3 separate regions of the Homo sapiens genome follow, and all the other regions are linked to region 3. Evidence: chromatin contacts called from ENCODE Hi-C or POLR2A ChIA-PET data. All regions are on one chromosome and are shown on one strand. Each heading gives the region's core, a stretch centred on a gene start or an enhancer-like site at or near the end of the contact. The rest is flanking DNA. Distances are from core to core; before and after follow the strand shown.

Evidence for each region. A loop is a pair of places that touch in the nucleus more often than their neighbours do. ChIA-PET counts read pairs that join two places held with the same protein, here RNA polymerase II (POLR2A). Pooled maps may share reads with other maps.
Region 1: a loop to region 3 is called in a map of CD8-positive, alpha-beta T cell, with 4 times the contacts of the local background. The contact joins two enhancer-like sites. A Hi-C loop is called at or near these places in 3 of 168 maps with a recorded cell type or tissue (CD4-positive, alpha-beta memory T cell, CD8-positive, alpha-beta T cell and naive thymus-derived CD4-positive, alpha-beta T cell), 3 of 37 single-sample maps with no recorded cell type and 10 of 50 pooled maps. POLR2A ChIA-PET finds 5 or more read pairs at or near these places in 3 of 52 experiments (BJ, CD4-positive, alpha-beta T cell and GM12878).
Region 2: a map with no recorded cell type shows a loop between it and region 3 (9-fold over the local background). The contact joins two enhancer-like sites. A Hi-C loop is called at or near these places in 1 of 168 maps with a recorded cell type or tissue (ovary), 1 of 37 single-sample maps with no recorded cell type and 2 of 50 pooled maps. POLR2A ChIA-PET finds 5 or more read pairs at or near these places in 2 of 52 experiments (BJ and CD4-positive, alpha-beta T cell).

Annotation. Positions count from the first base shown.
Region 1 is chr16:81,519,803-81,523,027 of GRCh38, forward strand. All of the region lies in intron 1 of CMIP (c-Maf inducing protein), which reads left to right. Among named protein-coding and RNA genes, the nearest start is that of MIR7854, 12 kb to the right of the region's middle. RefSeq lists an enhancer at 1-222. Within about 2 kb of position 1,474, at least 9 of the 41 ENCODE cell types and tissues checked have a DNase peak (open chromatin) inside an H3K27ac peak, as active enhancers do; they include CD4-positive, alpha-beta T cell and CD8-positive, alpha-beta T cell, where a contact is called at or near this core.
Region 2 is chr16:81,542,494-81,545,866 of GRCh38, forward strand. All of the region lies in intron 1 of CMIP (c-Maf inducing protein), which reads left to right. Among named protein-coding and RNA genes, the nearest start is that of MIR7854, 10 kb to the left of the region's middle. Within about 2 kb of position 1,923, at least 4 of the 41 ENCODE cell types and tissues checked have a DNase peak (open chromatin) inside an H3K27ac peak, as active enhancers do.
Region 3 is chr16:81,713,905-81,717,610 of GRCh38, forward strand. No RefSeq gene overlaps it. Among named protein-coding and RNA genes, the nearest start is that of PLCG2, 64 kb to the right of the region's middle. RefSeq lists an enhancer at 1-362 and a silencer at 3,236-3,459. Within about 2 kb of position 1,592, at least 5 of the 41 ENCODE cell types and tissues checked have a DNase peak (open chromatin) inside an H3K27ac peak, as active enhancers do; they include CD4-positive, alpha-beta T cell and CD8-positive, alpha-beta T cell, where a contact is called at or near this core.

The DNA.
Region 1 (3,225 bases), core at 224-2,723, 190 kb before region 3:
GGACATGGTAGACTCAGTAATGTTCCCTTCCTCTCCTCCAGCCCTCAGTGTTGAAGGCTTTGTCATCCTGAATGGCGACGAATGGGAAGTGAGCTCTGAAACTGAAACCACCATTTGGGGACAAAAGCTGGCATTGTAGTTGTGGCTCTCTGGGAAGGTCTCATCTGTCTTCTCGGGGCTGTTCCCTAAAGCTGTCATTACGCTGGCTTTGCGGCAGGGGTGCAGCAGCAGTGGGTGGTGATGCGGCTGCTCTTGAGTGGCCTGGTGGGGTCATTTCAGTTTCAAGGCCTTGGAGAGTGTGCTTAGCAGGTGGGGCCTAAGATTTGCATTTCAGCTGCCCAGGTAGTCAAGAAGCGGTATAGCAAAGCGGCTGTGAGCCCATTCTCTGGAGTCCTGCTGGCTGGGTTTGAACCCCAGGTCTGCCTCTTGCCTGCTGGTGCACTCAGCCAAGTTACTTCATCTGTCTGCCTCGATTTCTTCATCTCTAGTGGTTTCTACCTCAGAGACTCTGGGAGCCACAAACAGGATCCCACTTCTTGAACAATGCCTAGAACAAATAAGCAATTTCTATGCTGTAGAGAGTGTTTGCTTACTTAAAATAATGCTTATTAAAAATTGGCGGGTGCAGTGGCTCATACCTTTAATCCCAGCACTTTGGGAAGCCAAGGTAGGAGGATCATTTGAGCCCAGGAGTTCAAGACCAGCTTGGGCAAGATAGTGAGACCCCATCTCTCAGAGAGAGAGAGAGGGAGGGAGGGAGGAAGGGGGAGAGAGAGAGAGAGAGAGAGAGAGAGAGAGAGAAGATAGAAAGAAAGAAAAAGAAAGAAAATCAAGATGAGCTGTGATTAATAAGTAGGGCCTGATTATTGGAACTTGGCATTGGATATAATTAAGTTGATCAGAATTTCTCATGACTGGAGAGTCAGACAGTCTGCCCATTGTGCTGTGTGACCTTGGGCAAATAACTTAACTTCTCTGAGCCTCATTCCTGTGTAAAATGGGTGTAGGAAGTGAGGAATTAGGTTTATAAGAAGGGTTGTGAGGAGGAAGTCAGAGGCTGCTTCTGGGAGGGCCTAATCCTGGTGCCTGGGTCTCCCGTAGGAGCTGCTGTCGTGAGTGTGTGGCTAAATTGTGGGGAGCTCCCTGGGTTTCGCATCCTCTTTAAATTAGCGGTGGCATGTGTCAGAAAAAGGACCCCCCGCCCCCTGGGCTCTTCACTGATGCATTTTGCCCTGGAGCTTTTTGCAGCCTGGGAACAGGAATGTGCTTTATACAAGATTTAATTTTGGGATAAATTCTTGAGGAACAGGAGGAGGGCTTTTATACCAAAAAATGGATTGTTCTGGAAGGCTTTTCTTTGTCACTGCCCGGTCGCCGTGACTGTGGACCATGGGACCCTTTCAGCCCCGAGGCCTTTCGGCAAGCCTTCCTGAGTGGCCTCTGCATCATTGCTTGCTGAGCGGATGGTACTGCACGGTTGCCATGGTAGCAGCAGGATGTGGTTCCTATGGTGATGGTCGGCAGTGGCAGGAAGACAGCAGAGGTTTTAGTTATCTGGTGGCTTCGCATTTGCCACCCCCCCCCGAATAGCAAACACGAGCTGCCCCCGCTGTCGTTCTGCTCTGTAGAACCACCGGTGACCGCCAAGGTCGGCTGCCTCCCTGAAATGCCACTGCAGGTTCTTGGAAGGACTGGGTTGCAACAATAGCATTTCTGCTTCCAGAAGAGGAGGGGGCTGAGTGTCTCTAAGGGTGCGTCACCTGAGGGGAGGGTGCTTATATTCACACTCTGAACCTAGCAGGTCGAGTCTGTGCGGAGCTTCTTCAAAAAGCCCCTCCCTGGAGTGAATTTTCTTTTCCTTCTAAGTCTTGTGTATTTGTAGACAGATGTGGGATGATGAGCTAACAGGAGAAACCAATTGGCTTTTGAAGCTCCTATGATACCTTGTAGATTTCAAAATGGCCAGTTTAGGGGGTCAGTTGGGTTTTCAAACATAAGATACTTTTCTACAATTGGGAGTTGGCCGAGATTAGGGAAAGGAGAAAGGTATCCTGAGTGTTCCCTTGTCTTTTTGGTATCCTATATCTTACAGATAGAATTTCTCCAAGAAAGGCCAGTGTCTGATACAGTGAAATGCAGGGTACAGAATATTGTTTCCTTTTTATCCAGGAAGGCGAGAAGAAAAGCGTATAAGCAGGATTTCAGAGGTGCTGTTACAATTTAAGAGTAAATCTGATATTTAGGAGCCAAGTGCAGACGGATGAGGTTTCTGCTTGTCCATTCACACTTGATAAGGCTGCCACTGCCTAAGACAAGGGAAATGTCAGACATCTTTGCTTCTAGCTGGAATCCTATCAACCCAGTGTGGCAACACCGATTCGCCCACGATGATCAGGAGCTCCCATTGGCGATCGATGATGTCACTGGGTTTCCTGGAGTGTGATTGGTGGGTTGGGCCCTGTCATCAGAGCCCTAAGCCAGGTGGCCACACCTGGATTGACACAGGAGGGACACAGCTTCAGTGCTGCTCCATCCACTGAAGCACACCCAGAGCTCCCTGAGGGTCTATGCAGTGCCCAGTAGAGTTCTCCTTCTCACTTGAAGTAGCCAGAGGCCAGAGGGGTGTCTTCTGGCATAGCCATGGGGTGCCTGGGCCTGGATTTTTGTTAGAAGGGTGCCATTTAGTGAGCACTGCATACTGTGATAGACTTTTCTTCTTTTTGAATTTTGAAAAGTAAAAAGAATAAACACACAATTTAGCATACCCAATCAGTAGGACATGTGGCTTCACCACCTACTGATGTCAAGATGCCTTCCAGGTTGGTTAACAAATAAACAAGCAAACAGGAAGCAAAAGCCACAAAGATTAGTATCATAAAATCGCATTTCTACCGCCCCGACTAGAGCATTGTTAGTATGTTGTCCTCTTTGCTTTGCCTTTTTTTTAAGTGAAAGAAATAAAACATTACTGGAAAAGGTATAATTACTTGACATTCACCTCTAATTTACTACCCACCTCCAGGTACCCCCTTATTGTAAGTCCCTTGTGCATCTTCACATTTAAAATATTTTTACACACACACACACATAATCATAAACAATATATAACATTTCTTTGTATATGGTTTTTTTTTCTTTTTTTGAGACAGTGTCTCATTCTGTCACCCAGGCCGGAGTGCAGTGGTTTGATCACAGCTCACCGCAGCTTTGACCTCTGAGGCTCAA
Region 2 (3,373 bases), core at 673-3,172, 170 kb before region 3:
TGCAGGAGTGTGTTTTTCTGGACCTTCATCTGAGGGTCGTATTCTCCATCTGTGTTAGATTGGGCTGCCATAACAAAACACCATAGACTGGGTGGCTTAAACCACAGGCATTTATTGTTTCAGAGTTCCAGGTCAAGGTGCTGGCCTGGCTGGGTTTGGGTGAGGGCCCTCTTCCTGGCTTGCAGACAGCCACCTTCTCACTGTGTCCTCACATGGTAGAGAAAGAGAGCACTCTGGCCTCTCTTCTTATGAGGACATTTATCCTGTCATGGGGGCCCCAACTTCATGACCTCCTCAAACCCTAATCACCTCCCAAAGGCCCCACCTCCACATACCATCACATTGCAGGGTCGGGGGTTCAACAGAGGAATTTCCGGGAGGCACAAACATACAATCCATAGCACCGTCCCTAGCACGGAAGAACAGAGAGAAGGAACGGTTTACATTGCAGCAGTATGTAGCTTGACTTGTGGCTTCACTCTCTGGGGGATTGTGAATTCTGCCCCAGGCCTAGCGAGAGGCCGCTTGGGAGCCAGTCCGTTCCACGGGGTGCTGGTCTGAGCCCTGCCCGCTGGAGCCCATGAGGTGGCAAGGGCCCAGGCCTGGCTGGTGGCACTGTGTGTCACTGCTTTTCTGCTGATGGCTTGCTGTGTGGCCTTGAAGTTGCTTCGCTCCAGGTGAGCGCATCTGAGAGGTGGGCTGGGTCTGACTTTGGGAATCTGAAGACTGTGTGGTTCTGAGATGGCAAAGTGACACCTGTGGGCCAGCTTCCTGGCTGGAAGACACCCTCTCCTCCCTTCCCTAATCATGTCCAGTGCTACACGGCAGCCGGAGAGCGCTCTTTGTTGGTCCCGTGAGAACATTCAGAAACAATCATACCCACCCCTGTAGCTGGCTGCTTATTGCCAAGGCGTTGCGTTGGCTAGTGTCCCCACATTGAAGTTCAGGGCCGCCCAGGGCTCCCTGCTGCGTCCTGGGCCAGCCTGTGACCTCCCTTTTCCAGCAGAGCAGCAGGACTGAGGGCGCTGAAAGGAAGGGGGGTCAGGGTCGTGGGGGTAAGATCTGACCCTTGGAGCCAGACAGCCTGTGTTCAATTCCTGGCTTTTATCTATGACCATGGGCTAGTCACTTCCCCCCGTTCCTCAGTTTCCCCACCTAGAGCTAAGGTGAGGATAAAACAAGCTACTATCTTAGAACAGTGCCTGGCTTCTATATCAGGCCTAACAAAGGATGGGGATTTAATTTTCTGAAACAAAGAGAAATTTTTATTTGGCTCAGGCAGTCTTTCCTTCCAAGGAGATAACTAAGTTTGAGTCATTGTTTAAAAAATCAACTTCCACTAGTCCAGCTATGACCCCTGAAATGCCTTCCATTTCACCTTCTACTTTCTGTCTAAAGAAGAGGGTTTACTGAGCTAATTGCAGGTCTGAATCGTATTATCGGGAAAAGGTTTATCTTACTTGGGAGAACACAGCTATTTTAAGGAGCTTTAGCACATTTTTATTGCATCCACCTGGCATGAGAAATCTCCATTGTGAGCCTCCTTGGGGTACCCATTCCCATTAGAAAACAGTTCATCAGCCCAGAAGAGGGGAAAGGAGAGAGAGAAGGAAGGGCAAACGCTGGACACGCAGGGGTCCCCCCGCCCCAATTATCCATCATTTGTGGGGTTCCACATGCACCTAGTGCACAGTGAGTGTGAACTCACGGAGACAGACTCAAGTCATGTGCACGCATCCCTTTTCAATGTGGGTGCTGGGCAGAGGGGTGGCTTCAGCTCTCAAATGAGACCGAGGCTGGAGGGTCATGCAAGTGAAAAATACTCAATTTTTTAATTGCAAAGTCTCTTTGGTGCTATGTGTGTGGCGTGAACACGTGAGGGCATTATTTTGAAAGAATTACTGATAGGACTCTGTCTCATCCTCAGGGGGTAAGTGTGTGTGTGTGTGTGCGCGCACACAGGAAACCTCTTGTTTTTAAATATTTCCTTCTCCAAACAGCCTGCCGCTGACCTTCCCGGCCTCTGTGTGGCTCTCAGGCCACCTCCTTATTGCTATATCTTGGAGCCTAAGGACTTCTATTTCTGCTCTGGGTCCAGTGCAGGGTGCCAGGACCACCACAGGGGTGCATGTGTGCATGTGTGTGTGCCTGTGTGTGTGTGTGTATGTTTGAATATGTGTGGTGTATGGGTATTTGTATGTGTGTATATGTTTGTGGAATGTTGTGTGTATATGTGCATGTGTGTGTGTGCGTGTATTTGTGTATGTGTGGAGTGTTGCGTGTGTGCACGTGTGTGTGGAGAGGGTGTATGTGTGAGATGTGTGTATGCCATGTGTGTGCGTGCATGGAGGGCTCTGCTTCCGGTTTCTGGGGTTGAGTAACTTTATGAGTGGTACTTAAAACCCTTCTGTTGTCCACAGGACAAAGTTCAACCCCTCATTTTTTTGGCAGAGAAGGCTGCCAAATTGGGGCCAGACTCAATCTTTTCATTTTCATCTCCTGCCAGTTCCTTACCAGACACCCTGTGCTCCAGCCACAAACGACCTTTTGCTGTTGCCCAAAAGAGCCCATGATCTTGTAAACTCCTAGACTCCTAGAAGATGCCAGGCCCACAGCCAGGGTTCCCCTTTCCGCTTTCCCTGCTCAGCTCATACTGGTGCGAAACTCTCCCAGGCCTGCCCTCCTCCCTGCAGGGTGCCTTAGCTTCTTCCATCCTTTGAGACAGGCTGACCACAGGTACTGTGGTGTTTGATTTAATGCATTCGTTATCTCAGGATTTGCTGCGCTTCTAGAGAAGTCCTGCAGACGAACCCGTCCTTGTATCACCAGCGCCTAGCATGGTGCCTGGAAGAGGGTGGGTGCTTGATGCTTCTCGCAGTGAAGGAGCAGAAGCTTAGGTTCTGTACTAAGATGATGCTTATATTGTGTAGCTAAAAGGGACCGTGCACACAACAGTGACAACATCAGTAATAACGTTTACTGAGCGTCTCCTGTGTGAAGAGTCCCTGTGCTCAGTGCTCTATGAATGGCATTTAATCCACACAGCTTATGTGGCGAGCTCCAGCATCCTCCTCCATCTACAGATGGAAGCATGAGGCTGGAGAGAAGTGACTTGGTCCAGACCACACAGCACGGGGCGGACCTGCGATGCTCACGGTAAAACTAGGGCAAGTTACTACTTGACTGATCTGCTTCTGTTCTAGAATCCGAACCCTCCTCAGCATTGTTTCCAAATGATGGTGGTTTTCAAGCTCCAAACGCCCAGCTTACCTGGGCATAGAAGCCTTCCTGCCGGCCCTCCCGTGGGCCCCAGGGTCTTTGCACAGGATTTTCCACACACAGTACAAGTCTGGGTCTCGGCTGAATGAGCGAG
Region 3 (3,706 bases), core at 342-2,841:
CCCTGCCTGCACCTCTGCGATGCTCACACCTGGCCTGTGCCTCCTCCCAGCTGCACTGAGTTACACCACGTACTCCCCTCGCCCTTCAACCCAGGGGTGGTGATAGCTCCCCTGGTTACTGGTTACTGGTTCCTGGGTTCCCGGGTGCCTCTGCATCCCTTGCTAATTACCTAGCCTGGAGCCCCGCCCACCCTTCATAGCTAGCGCTTCTTTCCTTCTCTCCAGAATTCTCTTCTCTCTGAGGGGTCTCTGCGAGGACCTACCTCAATGACCATCCCCCACCTCCAAGTAAAACCAGCAACTGTTGGTGCCAGCCCCAAATGGGCCCAGTGAGAGTCCAACAGAGATCTAACCCCGTGCTGGGGACAGCGGTATTAATTCAGAATTTTTTTTTTTTTTTTTTTTTTTGAGACGGAGTCTCGCTCTGTCGCCCAGGCTGGAGGGCAGTGGCGCGATCTCGGCTCACTGCAAGCTCCACCTCCCGGGTTCACGCCATTCTCCCGCCTCAGCCTCCCGAGTAGCTGGGACTACAGGCGCCGCCACCACGCCCGGCTAATTTTTTGTATTTTTATTAGAGACGGGGTTTCACCGTGTTAGCCAGGATGGTCTCGATCTCCTGACCTGGTGATCCGCCTGCCTCGGCCTCCCAAAGTGCTGGGATTACAGGCATGAGCCACCGGGCCCGGCCTAATTCAGAAAATTTAAGGCAAATCCTGTCATTGGGAGCAGTGTGAAGCTCAACCAAGAGGGCAACAATTGGATTCTTACAAACAGCTCTGGGGCTGCCTGGCAATGCACATCTCCACGTTGCCCCACTTACAGCGCCTGCCTTAGAACGCGCTGTCTTCCGGTCTCTTACACTGCAGTGTGAATGGCGCTCCCCAGAGTTGTGCAGCATGAGAACCTGGTGAGCTGAGCTGTCATTTGTGACTGACAGGCTGCTCTAAAGCTAGCTAGACTTTGCTAGAAGCTCCCCCAGAGCACAATAAGAAAAAAGAGATCAGAGAATCTTGGAAAAGGGCTTGGCCTCATTCATTCATTCATCCATTCATGCATTCAGCAATTCATTATTGAGGACCTGCTTCCAACAGGTCCAGGGGGAGTGCTAGAAAACATGTGAGAAGAAGCAAAAGACCTACAGCTCAATAACAAAAAACCAAATAACCCAATTAAAAAATGGGCAAAGGTCTGTCAGAATTCGATAGAAATAAACATGGGCAAAGGGGCCAGGCGCGGTGGCTCATGCCAGTAATCCCAACACTTTGGGAGGCCGAGGCAGGCAGATCACAAGGTCAGGAGTTCAAGACAAGCCTGGCCAACATAGTGAAACACCACCTCTACTAAAAATACAAAAAATTAGCTCGGCGTAATGGTGAACGCCTGTAATACCAGCTACTCGGGAGGCTGAGCCAGGAGAATTGCTTGAACCGGGGAGGCAGAGGTTGCAGTGAGCTGAGATCGCGCCACTGCACTCCAGCCTGTGTGACAGAGCGAGATTCTGTCTAAAAAAAAAAAAAAAAAAAGTCACTAATCGTCAAGGAAATGCAAATGAAAACCACAATGAGATACCACCTGACACCTGTGAGGTGTGGCCATCATCAAAAACAAAAGAAAACAAAGGTTGGTGAGTGTGTGGAGAACAGGGGAACCCTGGTACGTTGTTGGTGAGAATGGAAATTGGTGGATAGCCACTGTGGAAAACAGCAGGGAGCTTCCTCAAAAAATGAAAAACAGAACTACCATATATGATCCAGCAATCGCACTTCTGGGAACATATCCAAAGGAATTGAAATCAGGATCTAGAGAAGAGATCTGCACTGTCATGTTCACTGCAGGACTGTCCACAACTGTCAAGATACAGAATCGGCCCAATTGTCCCTCAGCAGATGAATGGATAAAGAAAATGTGATATATACACACAATGGAACACCATTCCAAAGTGGTGTCCTTTACGCCTTTACAAAGAAGGGAATCCTGCTCTTTGCAGCATCGTGGAGGAACTGGAGGGCATGTGTGCTAAGTGAAATAAACCAGGCACAGGAGGACAGATACTGCATAATACCACTTCTATGAGGAATCTAAAATAATCAAACTCATAGAAACAGAAAGTGGAATGGTGGTTGCCAAGGGCTGAAGGGAGGGGGAAGTGGGGAGGTATTGGTCAAAGGGAACGAAGTTTCAGGTATGCAAGATGGAAAAACCCTTGAGAAGTACCATACGCATAATGACCATAGTTAACAATATTACAGTATATACTTAAGATTTGCTAAGCATGGAGATGTTATTATCACACACAATCGTAATAACAAATAACTGGGGCGGGAGGAAACTTTTGAAGGAGATGGAAAGGTTTATGGCATAGACTATGATGTTATCCCCAGGAGCAATTTGGGGAGGTTCAGACTCTTGGAGCCAGACGCTGCATGACCCCTAAACTGAAATTTCTAATCTTGTAGCTAATTTGTTAGTCCTGCAAAGGCAGTCTGGTCCCCAGGCAAGAAGGAGGTCTTTTCAGGAAAGGGCTGTTACCAATTTTGTTTCAGAGTCAAGCCATGAACTGAATTCCTTCCCAAAGTTAGTTTGACTTACGTTCAGGAATGAACAAGGACAACTTAAAGGTTAGAAGCAAGATAGAGTCGGTTAGGTCTGATTTCTTTCACTGCCATCATTTCTCCTGTTAAAATTTTGCAAAGGCAGTTTCAGTATGGTTTCACGGGTGTATGCTCATCCCCACACTCACCGAGTTGTATGTGTTAAATATGTACGGCTTCTTGTATGTAACCACCCAACAGGTTCACCACGCCCACTGCCTAGACAGGGCCAATTGATCAAGATAGGGCCAATTGATCAAGACAGGGGAAATGCAATGGAGAAAGAGTAATTTACACAGAGCCAGCTGTGCGGGAGCCCAGAGTTTCATTTTTATTCAAATCAGTCTCCCTGAATATTTGGGAATCAGAGTTTTTAAAGATAATTTGGCGAGTGGGGGCTTGGGAAGTGGGGAGGGCTGATTGGTGGGGCTGGAGATGGAATCACAGGGGGTTGAAGTGAGGTTTTCTTGCTGTTTTCTGTCCCTGGGTGGGATGGCAGAACTGGTTGAGCCAGATTACCTGTCTGGGTGGTGTCAGCTGATCCATGAGTGCAGGGTCTGCAACATATCTCAAGCACTGATCTTAGGTTTTACGATAGTGATGTTATGCCCAGGAGCAATCTGGGGAAGGTTCATACTCTTGGAGCCAGAGGCTGCATGATCCCTAAACTGAAATTTTTTTTTTTTTTTTTTTTTTGTGAGACGGAGATTTACTCTTGTTTCCCAGGCTGGAGTGCAATGGCACAATCTCGGCTCACCACATCCTCCACCTCCCAGGTTCAAGCGATTCTCCTGCCTCAGCCTCCCGAGTAGCTGGGATTAAAGGCATGTGCCACCATGCCCGGCTAATTTTGTATTTTTAGTAAAGGCGGGGTTTCACCGTGTTGCCCAGGCTGATCTCGAACTCCTGACCTTCCTGACCTCAGGTGATCCGCCCGCCTCGACCTCCCAAAGTGCTGGGATTACAGGCATGAGCCACTGTGCCTGGCCCTAAACTGTAATTTCTAACCTTGTAGCTAATTTGTTAGTCCTGCAAAGGCAGTCTGGTCCCCAGGCAAGAAGGGGGTCTTTCTGGGAAAGGGCTCTTATCAATTTTGTTTCAGAGTCAAACCATGA